Regions from separate parts of the Homo sapiens genome. Here region 1 is linked to region 2. The links are chromatin contacts, found by Hi-C or POLR2A ChIA-PET in ENCODE. All regions are on one chromosome and are shown on one strand. Each heading gives the region's core, a stretch centred on a gene start or an enhancer-like site at or near the end of the contact. The rest is flanking DNA. Distances are from core to core; before and after follow the strand shown. Region 1 holds the start of DCAKD (dephospho-CoA kinase domain containing). Region 2 overlaps FMNL1-DT (FMNL1 divergent transcript).

Region 1 (5,567 bases), core at 212-2,711, 150 kb before region 2:
GCTGGGACTACAGGCATGCACCACCATGTCCGGCTAATTTTTTTGCATTTTTAGTTGACACGGGGGTTTCACCATGTTGACCAGGCTGGTCTCGAACTCCTAACCTCGGGTGATCCACCCTCCTCAACCTACCAAAGCGCTGGGATTACAGGCGTGAGCCACCGTGCCCGGCCCAGAGGGTAATTTTCAAAACAAAGCTAAGTTCGTGGCTTGCCTGCCTTCAGCTATCAGCCCTCTTCTTCTCTCCTTAAGGTACAGGCACCAAGAGGGGCTCGGAGACCATTTAAACGTTATTTACCAAGGGGACAGATTCAGACCTTGGTGAAGACAGACAGAGGAGGATTTGGTGGGAATTTAGGGCCCTGCTGAGACAAAAACCACCCGAACCCGTCTGTCCACTTTCTATCCATCTACCAGATCTCTAGCATTTCACCCCTTTCCCCAGGCCTATGCCAGCACTGTGCCACACCAACTCAATCTTGATTTATTCAGGTAAAATGAGCACTCTCCCTCCTGCAAAAACAAACACGTTTAAGACATAAAACATATTCAAAGGCTTCCATTTCCTCACCGTTAGAATTGAGACTTAATGTCAAAGTTCACTTGGGTAGGTTGAATCATTTTCCCACAACTAAGGGAGAGTGAAAAATCTTTGAAAACTCTGTAAGCAAACACCTGAAATGCCAACGCCTCCTTTGCGGAGCTGGGGAAGGAAGAGACGGGTGGCCGGATGGCCTCCCTCACTAGTTGGTGGGCGTGAGATCCACGCCGCCCCAGTCCCGGGGGCCTTCACTAAAACCTTAACTGGCCTCCCAGGGGAGAGGGAAGCGGAGGAGAGGGGTCTGAAAATCGGAGATGATCACTCAGCTCAACAGTAAAGCACTTTATACCCACCCTATGGGACAGATACTGTAGCTTTATTCCCATTTTTCAGATGAGCAAACTTGGGATCGGAAAGATACCCCAAGGTCACACAACTGAAGTGGCAGAAGCTAGATTCAAGAATCAATCGGCCCGCAAAGTTCTAAAGGGCAGTGGCTTTGGTCTGATCCTGAGTTTGAATCCACAATCTCCAGCCCTTTCTAGCTGTAAACCTTCCTGCGCGTCCTCAGCCGTAAAACAGAGGAAATAACACGTTGCTTGGTAGGGTTGCTGTCAAGACAATGGGCCGTGGATATAAAAGCACTTGCCTTAGTGCTGGCCGCATACGACGCGCTCAATACATCGTAACTCAGGCTTTCAAAAGAGGCCCGTACGCCCCACTAGGCCGCGAAATTGGGTCGCCCGGGGCGGTGGCAGCCCCGCGTAGCAGCCGCGGCCAGGGCCCGCCCCCTCCCCGGCGCCCGGCTGGCTCTCACCGGCCCGCGTGGCGCGCTACGTACCCAGCGCCTCCGCCGTGGCCCAGGCCTCCGCCTCTAGCCCAATCTCCGCAGCGCTTACAGGCCGGCTCAGCGGGCGAGGCGGGACCTCGGGAGCGCGCGCCTGCAGACCGGACGTCCGGCCAGCAGGCGGGGCCGGGAGAGGTTGGACGGGCGGGGCCGGGAGAGGTTGGGTGGGCGGGCGGGGCCGGGAGAGGTTGGGCGGGCGGGCGGGCGGGGCCGGGAGAGGTTGGGCGGGCGGGCGGGCGGGGCCGGGAGAGGTTGGGCGGGCGGGCGGGCGGGGCCGGGAGAGGTTGGGCGGGCGGGCGGGCGGGGCCGGGAGAGGTTGGGCGGGCGGGCGGACGCGGGAGAGGTTGGGCGGGCGGGCGGACGCGGGAGAGGTTGGGCGGGCGGGCGGACGCGGGAGAGGTTGGGCGGGCGGGCGGACGCGGGAGAGGTTGGGCGGGCGGGCGGACGCGGGAGAGGTTGGGCGGGCGGGCGGACGCGGGAGAGGTTGGGCGGGCGGGCGGACGCGGGAGAGGTTGGGCGGGAGAGGTTGGGCGGGAGGGCGGCCGGACGGACGCGGGAGAGGCCGGCGGGGAGAGCTCGGCCCCGGAGCACGGCACAGAGGTCCCCCGCAACCCCCGACCCGGAGCCATAAATTTTCCTTTCCCCGGAGCCGGGAAGGAGAGGGAGAGAGAGGAGAGGGGCAAAACTGCAGGGTCCTAACTTCGGATATAAAGCTCGGCCACTCGCTACTTGTGCAGCCTTGGCAGAGGTGATCATGAGCACTTTCCACCTGCCAGGTCCTAAGAGCACTTTGTGGGATTATCTCAGCCCGCACAGTCCGCAGGGTGGATACTATCATCATCCCCATTTTACACAACAGGAAACTATGTTTAGCGGTTAATCCATTTGCCCTCTCATACAAAGTCATGTGATTGCAGAGCCCGCATCCTGTCCATACAAGCCTAGCAAGCCACTCAGCCTCTCATCCTGTCTCCTCTCAAAGTGGGGATAATCGCAGCCGTGCAGCGTTGTTGAAAGAATACATAAAAGCCGGGCACGGTGGCTCACACCTGTAATCTCAGCACTTTGGGAGGATCACTTGAGCCCAGGAGTTCGAGACCAGCCTAAACAAGAGTGAGACTAACCCCCGATCTCTACAAAAAAAAAAAACAAAAAACAAACTAGCCAGGCATGGTGACAGTGTGGTCTCATTTACTCGGGAGGCTGAGGCAGGAGGATGGCTTGAGCCCAGGAGGTCAAGGCTGCAGAGAGCCATGATGGTACCACTGCACTCCAGCCTGGGCAACAAAACGAGACCTTGCCTCAAAAAAAATAAAGCATCTAGGCCGGGCGCTGTGGCTCACGCCTGTAATCCCAGCACTTTGGGAGGCCAAGGCGGGTGGATCACCTGAGGTCAGGAGTTTGAGACCAGCCTGGCCAACATGGCAAAATCCCGTCTCTACTAAAAATACAAAATTAGCCGGGCGTGGTGGTGAATGCCTGTAATCCCAGCTACACGGGAGGCTGAGGCAGGAGGATTGCTTGAACCCGGGAGGTGGAGGTTGCAGTGAGCCCAAGATCCGGTCACTGCACTCCAGCCTGGGAGACTACAGCAAGACTCTGTCTCCAGTTAAAAAAAAAAAAAAAAAAAAAAAAAAACTAGTTATCTAGTTATGCCTCACATATAGCAGGAAGTTGTTTTTGTTTTTTTTTTGTTTGGTTTGTTTGTTTGTTTGTTGAGACAGAGTTTCGCTCTATTGCCCAGGCTGGGGTGCAGTGGCAGGATCTTGGCTCACTGCAGCCTCTGCCTCCCAGGTTCAAGCGATTCTCCTGCCACAGCTTCCCGAGTAGCTGGGACTAGAGGTGTGCGCCACCACATCCAGCTAATTTGTTTTGCTTTTGAGATGGAGTTTTGCTCTTGTTGCCCAGGCTGGAGTGCAGTGGCATGATCTCGGCTCACTGCAACCTCTACCTCCCGGGTTCAAGCGATTCTCCTGCCTCAGCCTCCCAAGTAGCTAGGATTACAGGCATGTACCACCACACTCGGCTAATTTTGTATTTTTAGTAGAGATGGGGTTTCACCACGTTGGCCGGGCTGGTCTGGAAATCCTGACCTAGGTGATCCACCCACCTCGGCCTCCCAAAGTGCTAGGATTACAGGCGTCAGCCACCATGCCCAGCACATCTGGCTAATTTTTGTATTTCTAGTAGAGATGGGGTTTGGCATGTTAGCCAGGCTGGTCTCAAACTCCTGACCTCAGGTGATCCACCCACCTCGGCCTCCCAAAGTGCTGGGATTATAGGCATGAGCCACGGTGCCTCACCAGCAGGAAGTTTTTAATTAACACCTACCCTGTCTCCCTTCCCTTTCCTTAAACTGTATCTCTATTCTCTACTTCCTTTAAGGTAGGAATCTTGCCTATCTACTACTACAATACCCAGTGCCCTGCACAGTAGGGATTCAGTATATTGAGGAATTAAGTAATTTAACATCTTTCTCAGATCACCTGAGTCCCTGAAAGCTTTCTTCCTGACTTCAACAGTCAAGGAGACCTACTGCCATCACCCAATAAAAAGGATTCCATCTTGTGTCCAAAAGGGCCATTTGGTACAAACACCCTGCCAGTATTTGAATCTCTTCCACATTATCTCTGCCATGTATACATGTACATGTCCCATGTTGGGGAACTCACTGCCACTCAAGACAGTTTTATTTATTTTTTTTTTTGAGACAGAGTCTGGCTCTGTTGCCTAGGCTGGAGTACAATGGCGTGATCTCAGCTCACTGCAACCTCCGCCTCCCGGGTTCAAGTGATTCTCCTGCCTCAGCTTCCCTAGTAGCTGGGATTACAGGTGCCTGCCACCATGCCAGGCTAATTTTTACATTTTTAGTAGAGATGGGGTTTCACCATGCTGGCCATGCTGGTCTCGAACTCCCAACCTCAGGCGATCTGCCTGCCTCAGCCTCCCAAAGTGCTGGGATTACAGGTGTGAGCCACCACACCTGGCTGACAGTTGTTATTTTTTCAAGTCCAGTCTTGGCAGTTAGAAAGTTCTTTCTTAGGCAGTATCTCTCCTAGTTTTAAACCGTGGGGCCATACAGAACAAATCTAATTCTATTTTATAGAGCCAGATTTAATGGCTCAATTCCCTTCCTTGATCAAACAATGTATAGCTAACCTAATCCTGTGGTTCTCACCCTTTTCCCTACTCCTGACACATCCAAGGGATACCCAGACTCCCACCAGTAATCATGGCTGGCCAAGACAGGGATAGGAACAGGCCTGGCCTGTCCCCCCAAATTATCTGGATCTTCCTGGGACACAGTGTTAGGAAACCGTCCAGATGACCCTACTTTTCTCAGATACTGCCTTACAGTATTATAACTATTCATGTACAAGTGAGAGCCTTGTCTTCCAAGGAGGTATCCTTGTGGTCCGATTTGCCAAAAGCAGCTGCACCTCTGCCCCAGGAAGATCCCATAGGAAAGGGTGAAGGGCTGCTACAGGGCCTTCAACCCAGGCACCTCCTCCATAATGAAACTTGGGCTTTGGAGTTTCCATGTGATGCCATCAAGGGCTTTTTCAGCTCAAATATATGTCTTTCATGATTCAGGATGGCAATAAGAAACTTTGAGCTGGCTGTAGCTACTTACACAATCTCATTTTATCCTGAGAGTGGCCTGCATCTCAGTCACCTCTGTGTCCTTAGCATTTAGCATGATGCCTGGAATACAGTTCTGCTTCTCATTTTGTTTGATGAACAACCCTGAGTCCATTAGAGATGACTCCTTTGGCTCCTGGTTTTAAATTTATTTTCTGTACGTTTATTTATTTATTTATTTATTTATTTATTTTTGAGACAGGGTCTCACTCTGTTACCCAGGTTAGTGCAGTGGCACGATCTTGGCTCACTGTGACCTCTGCCTCCCAGGCTCAAGTGATCCTCCCATCTCAGCCTCCCACTGAATAGCTGGAACCACAGGCACACACTCCTCACTTTCTAAGCTCCAGTCCTAAGTCATATCATTCTCATTGCCATACCTCAAAAGCACCCAAGTCTCAGGCACCTGGACTTTCTACCTAGAAGGTCCACCCCAGTTTGTTTACTGTCCTGATGAACATTCAGCTAAGCCACCATGTCCCCCCAGGATCTCCTGCCTCTGGACAGCCTGTGCTCCCCACTTTCTTAGGCACTGTG
Region 2 (5,050 bases), core at 258-2,757:
TCTGTTGCCCAAGCTGGAGTGCAGTGGTATGATCTCGGCTCACTGCAACCTCCGCCTCCTGGGTTCAAGTGTTTGTCATGCCTCAGCCTCCCAAGAGCTGGGATTACAGGTGCATGCCACCATGCCTGGCTAATTTTTGTGTTTCTAGTAGATTGGGTTTCACGATGTTGACCAGGCTGGTCTCGAACTCCTGACCTCAAGCAATCTGCCAGCCTTGACCTCCCAAATGGCTGGGATTACAGGCATGAGCCACCAAGTCAGGCCTTTATATCATCTTCTTTTTTTACCTACATATCAACTCCATGAGGAAGGTATTGCTGTTAACCCTGTTTTACAGATGGGAAACTGAACTTAAAGTTAGGGAACTTCAAGGCCACATAGTGAGGGCTAGTGCAGAACCTCCAGGCTTTACTGTCCCTATTGCTGTGGTCTGTGCCATCTGGTAGTGGTGGAGGGGGTCCCACGAAGACAAATTACTGGAAGCCGATGACACAAATACAGTAACTGGGATATTATTCGAGGTGCACTGGGGGCCCCAAAGCCGAATGAGATGAATTCCACTGCACGGGCTGGAAGGAGTCACAGAGAAGGCCTGGATTGAACTGAATCTTTGGACAAATTTAGAGTGATAGTACCCATCTCTGATGGTCCTAGTGAGGATTTAAGGTGCTTTAAGCATTAGGTAAAGCTCCTGGTACTCGCACATAGCGGGTGCTCAGTGAAGGGCTGTTGAAGGAATTAGTGAACGCATGTAGGATCGGGAGACCTATGCACAGTTATGGTCTTTCCTGGAGCCAGGGGATGGACAAAATGACCTCTCTAGGCCTCTTTCGTCCTGAGTTTGAGTAGGTCAGGGGAAAGCCTAGGGTAAAGGGCCAGCTCCACTAGCCCAGGCAGGGAATGACTCCCCCTGCCCAGCCCCTATGACTAAGGGGCTGTGAGAGCAACTCCTTTCTAGACAAGGAAGAAATAATGTCACAGGGCATTGTCTGCGCTGCTCCCCAGCACCCTGTTACCCCTTCTCCAGCTCTACCCTGAGCTCTGGATCCAGCAGAAGGAACTGAAGTCTAGGACCCACAACCCCCAGAAAAAGGCCCAGGCAGGGGGATGGGCTGGGGAGGTGTGTGTTTGTTTTGAAAGCCTGTAGAGGAGGAGGAGGAGGGGGAGGAGAGGGAGATGGGGTGGAGGAGAGTAGGAGGTGGAGGAGAGGAGGAGGAGGAGGAGGAGAGGGAGATGGGGTGGAGGAGAGGGGTAGGATTAATTTGCAGCTTAGATTTTAGGGCCAAGGATTGAAGCCTCTTCCTGCACTCCTCCCCTCCTCCACTTGGCATTATCCCAAGGAGTTGCCTTGGGGCTTCCGTGATGGCGACGGGAATGCGGGGAAGTTGAGGGCCTGGGAGCCCGAGGCCAGATGGAGGCAAAGAGGAGTGAGGCTGCTCACAGACCCTGGTGGGCTGGGTTCTGGAAGAAAACCATGGGCTGACCAGCTCCAGGGCCTGGCTGAGCCTCAGCCAGGTTCTGCCAGAGCTGGCTCAACAGCGGCACCTGCCGGCTGGGGCCCTCTCTGCGGGGAAGGGCTCCTCCACCGCCCTGGGAGCCCCGCGGGTGAGTCGCTCCTGGCCTGGCTCTGTGGCCTCCCCAGAGGTCAGATCAGGAAATGTTGCGAGCCGAGGAATGTTCTGAAGCGGAGGGCCTCTGCCCTTCTGGCCTCCACCTGTGCCCCTAACACTACCCTGTTCACCCAGGACACTAACCGAGGGCCAGGGCTGGGGGAAAAAGAGTAGGATGAAGGCCACTCACTTTAGGGAGGTTCCTGGTTTGGGTAGTTATTATTATTATTATTTTTTAATTTGGAAATACTTTAAAGCTTACAGAAGAGCTTCAAGAATGATACAAAGATTCTTCCTCCCTTACCTAGATTTATCAGTTGATAACATTTTGCCCCATTTGCTTTCTTTCTCTCTTTGTATATACAGTAGATAAAAACGTAGTTTTAGTTGGTTGAACGTGGGGGACAAGAAAATGAAAAATAAAAAATTAACAAAACAACATAGTTTTAGGCCAGCAGCAGTGGCCCATGCCTGTAATCCCGGTACTTTGGGAAGCCAAGGCAGGATAATCACTTAAGCCCAGAAGTTTGAGACCAGCCTGGGCAACATAGTGAGACCTCGTCTCTGCAAAAAAATAAACAAAATTAGCCAGCTGTGGTGATGTGTAACTGTAGTCCCAGCTACTCAAGAGGCTGAGGTGGGAGGGTCGCTTGAGCCAGCGAGATTGAGGCTGCAGTGAGCCATGATTGCGCCACTGCACTCCAGCCTGGGCGACAGAGCGTGGCCTTGTCTCAAAAAACAAAAAACAAAAAAACAATAAAAGCATAGTTTTTTTTTGGTATATTAACTGAACTGAAAGTGGCAGCCATCATGCCCCTTTGCCCCCAAATACTTCAGTGGGTATTACCTAAGAACAAGGATATTTTCTCGCATCACCACAGTTCAGTGAAATTTAACATCAATACAATAATTTACTGTCTATATTCCAATTTTTATCAATAAGGATCCTTTAGAATATTTTTTCCCTGTAGTATAAGATCCAGATCAGGATCACACATTGCATTTAATTGGCTTCCTCTTCTCCTTTTTTTTTGAGACAATGTCTCACTGTGTCACCCAGCCTGGAGTGCAGTGGCGTGATATTGGCTCACTGCAGCCTCTACTTCCTGGGCTCAACAGATCCTCTCACCTCAGCCTCCTGAGTAGCTGGGACTACAGCGTGCCAGCACACCTGACTAATATTTCTTTTCTTCTTTTAGAAATGAGGTCTCGGCCAGGTGCGGTGGCTCACGCCTGTAATCCCAGCACTGTGGGAGGCCGAGGCAGGCAGATCACGAGGTCAGAAGATCGAGACCATCCTGGCTAACACAGTGAAACCCCGTCTCCACTAAAAATACAAAAAATTAGGCAGGCGCCTGTAGTCCTAGCTACTCGGAAGGCTGAGGCAGGAGAATAGCATGAACCCGGGAGGTGGAGCTTGCAGTGAGCTGAGATCACGCAACTGAACTCCAGCCTGGGTGACAGAGCGTGATTCCGTCTCAAAAAAAAAAAAAAAGAAAAAGAAAAAAAAGAAATGAGGTCTCACTATGTTGCCCAGGCTGATCTACCCACCTCGGCCTCCCAAAGTGCTGGGATTACAGGCGTGAACCACTGTGTCCGGCCATTTTTCTTCTTCTTCTTCTTTTTTTTTTTTTTGAGACGGACTCTTGCTCTGTCGCCAGGCTGGAGTGCAGTGGCGCGATCTTGGCTCACTGCAACCTCCGCCTCTTGGGTTCAAGCAATTCTCCTGCCTCAACCTCTGGAGTAGCTGGGATTACAGGCACTTGCCACCATGCCCAGCTAATTTTTGTATTTTTAGTAGAGATGGGGTTTCATCGTGTTGGCCATGATGGTCTCGATCTCCTGACCTCGTGATCTGCCCACCTCGGCCTCCCAAAATACTGAGATTACAGGCATGAGCCACCACGCCCAGCCATTTTTCTATTTTTTGTAGAGACAGGGGTCTCCCTATGTTGCTCAGGCTGGTCTTGAACTCCTGGGCTCAAGCAATCCTCCTGCCTCAGCCCCCAAAGTGCTTGCTGGGATTTCAGGCATGAGCCACCACACCCAGATATTTAGGCTTCTTTATTTTTTATTTATTTTTATTTTTTGAGACTGAGTTTTGCTCTTATTGCCCAGGCTGGAGTGCAGTGGTGCGATATCGGCTCAACTGGGTTCAAGTGATTCTCCTGCCTCAGCCACCTGAGTAGCTGGGATTACAGGTGCACGCCACCACACCCAGCTAATTTTTGTACTTTTAGTAGAGATGGGGTTTTGGCATATTGGCCAGGCTGGTCTCGAATTTCTGGCTTCAGGCCATCTGCCCATCTCAGCCTCCCAAAGTGTTGGGATTACAGGTGTGAGCCACCATGCTGGCCTAGGCTTCTTTAATCTGGGGCAATTCCTCATCTTTTTCATCTTTCATGACATTTTTTCAGAGTAGGACTCCCCCACACATTTTTCCTTTTAATCGAATGCACCTTATTTGAGGTTTGTCTGGTATTTCCTTATGGATAGATTCAGGCTATGTCTCCCTGGTGCAAATATAAGCAATATTATATTGTTTGGGTGGAGTTCTCTCCACTTTAAGGGATTCATGGAACTTCTGAACCTCTGAGGTTGATTAACCCCTGAGTTGTCTGTCAAAAAAATCAGATTTTCAAAACAAGTTAAGAAGGACATCATGAATTATGCGTGTGTCTTCACTCTGCTGATGGCTGGCTTAGGCTCTGCATTCTCTCTCTCCCTCTTCCCCTCCCGCTACCGAACTTGCCCTTGAAATTTCAGCAGCTGCTGTTGAAAGCATTCTTTTTGAAGGCCACTAGGGACCCCTAATTGCCCAACTCAGTCGCTTTCATAGTCTTCATCCTCTTGACCTCTTCTCAGGGCAACGGACTGGCTCACCCGCCCTTCTCCCTAAAACCACAGAAGGCCGCGCTTGGCTGTCCCAGTCTCTGCCCATTTCCTTCAACAAAAATGACAGAATGCCGGCTGCTCTGGGAGGTACAGAGGTGGATCCACTGTGGAGCCAGCTTTGCAGGTGGTGGCTTGTCAGGAAAATTCTGCAGGTCCTGGTCTTTTTTTCTTTTCTTTTCTTTCTTTTTTTTTTTTTTTTTTGAGACTGAGTCTCACTCTATTGCCCAGGCTGGAGTGCAGTGGCATGATCTCGGCTCACCGTGACCTCCGCCTCCCGGATTCAAGTGATCCTCTTGCCTGAGCCTCCCAGGTAGCTGGGATTACAGGCGCCCACCACCACGCCCAGCTTATTATTGTATTTTTAGTAGAGACAGAGTTTCACCATGTTGGCCAGGCTGGTCTCCAGAACTCCTGACCTCAGCTGATCTAGCCGCCTTGGCCTCCCAAAGTGCTGGGATTACAGGCATGAGCCACCACACCCGGCCTGGTCCTGGTATTTCTTGTATACTCCCCACACCCCAGTGAAGATGTTCTCTCAGCTTTTG

The links. Hi-C counts contacts between places; a loop is a spot of excess contacts on that map. ChIA-PET counts read pairs that join two places held with the same protein, here RNA polymerase II (POLR2A). Pooled maps may share reads with other maps.
Region 1: a map of psoas muscle shows a loop between it and region 2 (2.7-fold over the local background). The contact joins the promoter of DCAKD here to the enhancer-like site in region 2. A Hi-C loop is called at or near these places in 1 of 168 maps with a recorded cell type or tissue (psoas muscle) and 7 of 50 pooled maps. POLR2A ChIA-PET finds 5 or more read pairs at or near these places in 6 of 52 experiments (GM10248, WTC11, activated CD8-positive, alpha-beta T cell and 2 more).

Annotation. Positions count from the first base shown.
Region 1 is chr17:45,050,171-45,055,737 of GRCh38, forward strand. DCAKD (dephospho-CoA kinase domain containing) reads right to left here and starts at 1,462. Exons shown (of 5, transcript NM_001288655.2): 1 at 1,191-1,462. RefSeq lists a silencer at 1,103-1,602.
Region 2 is chr17:45,196,429-45,201,478 of GRCh38, forward strand. All of the region lies in intron 2 of FMNL1-DT (FMNL1 divergent transcript), which reads right to left. Among named protein-coding and RNA genes, the nearest start is that of FMNL1-DT, 23 kb to the right of the region's middle. Within about 2 kb of position 1,508, at least 22 of the 41 ENCODE cell types and tissues checked have a DNase peak (open chromatin) inside an H3K27ac peak, as active enhancers do; they include psoas muscle, where a contact is called at or near this core.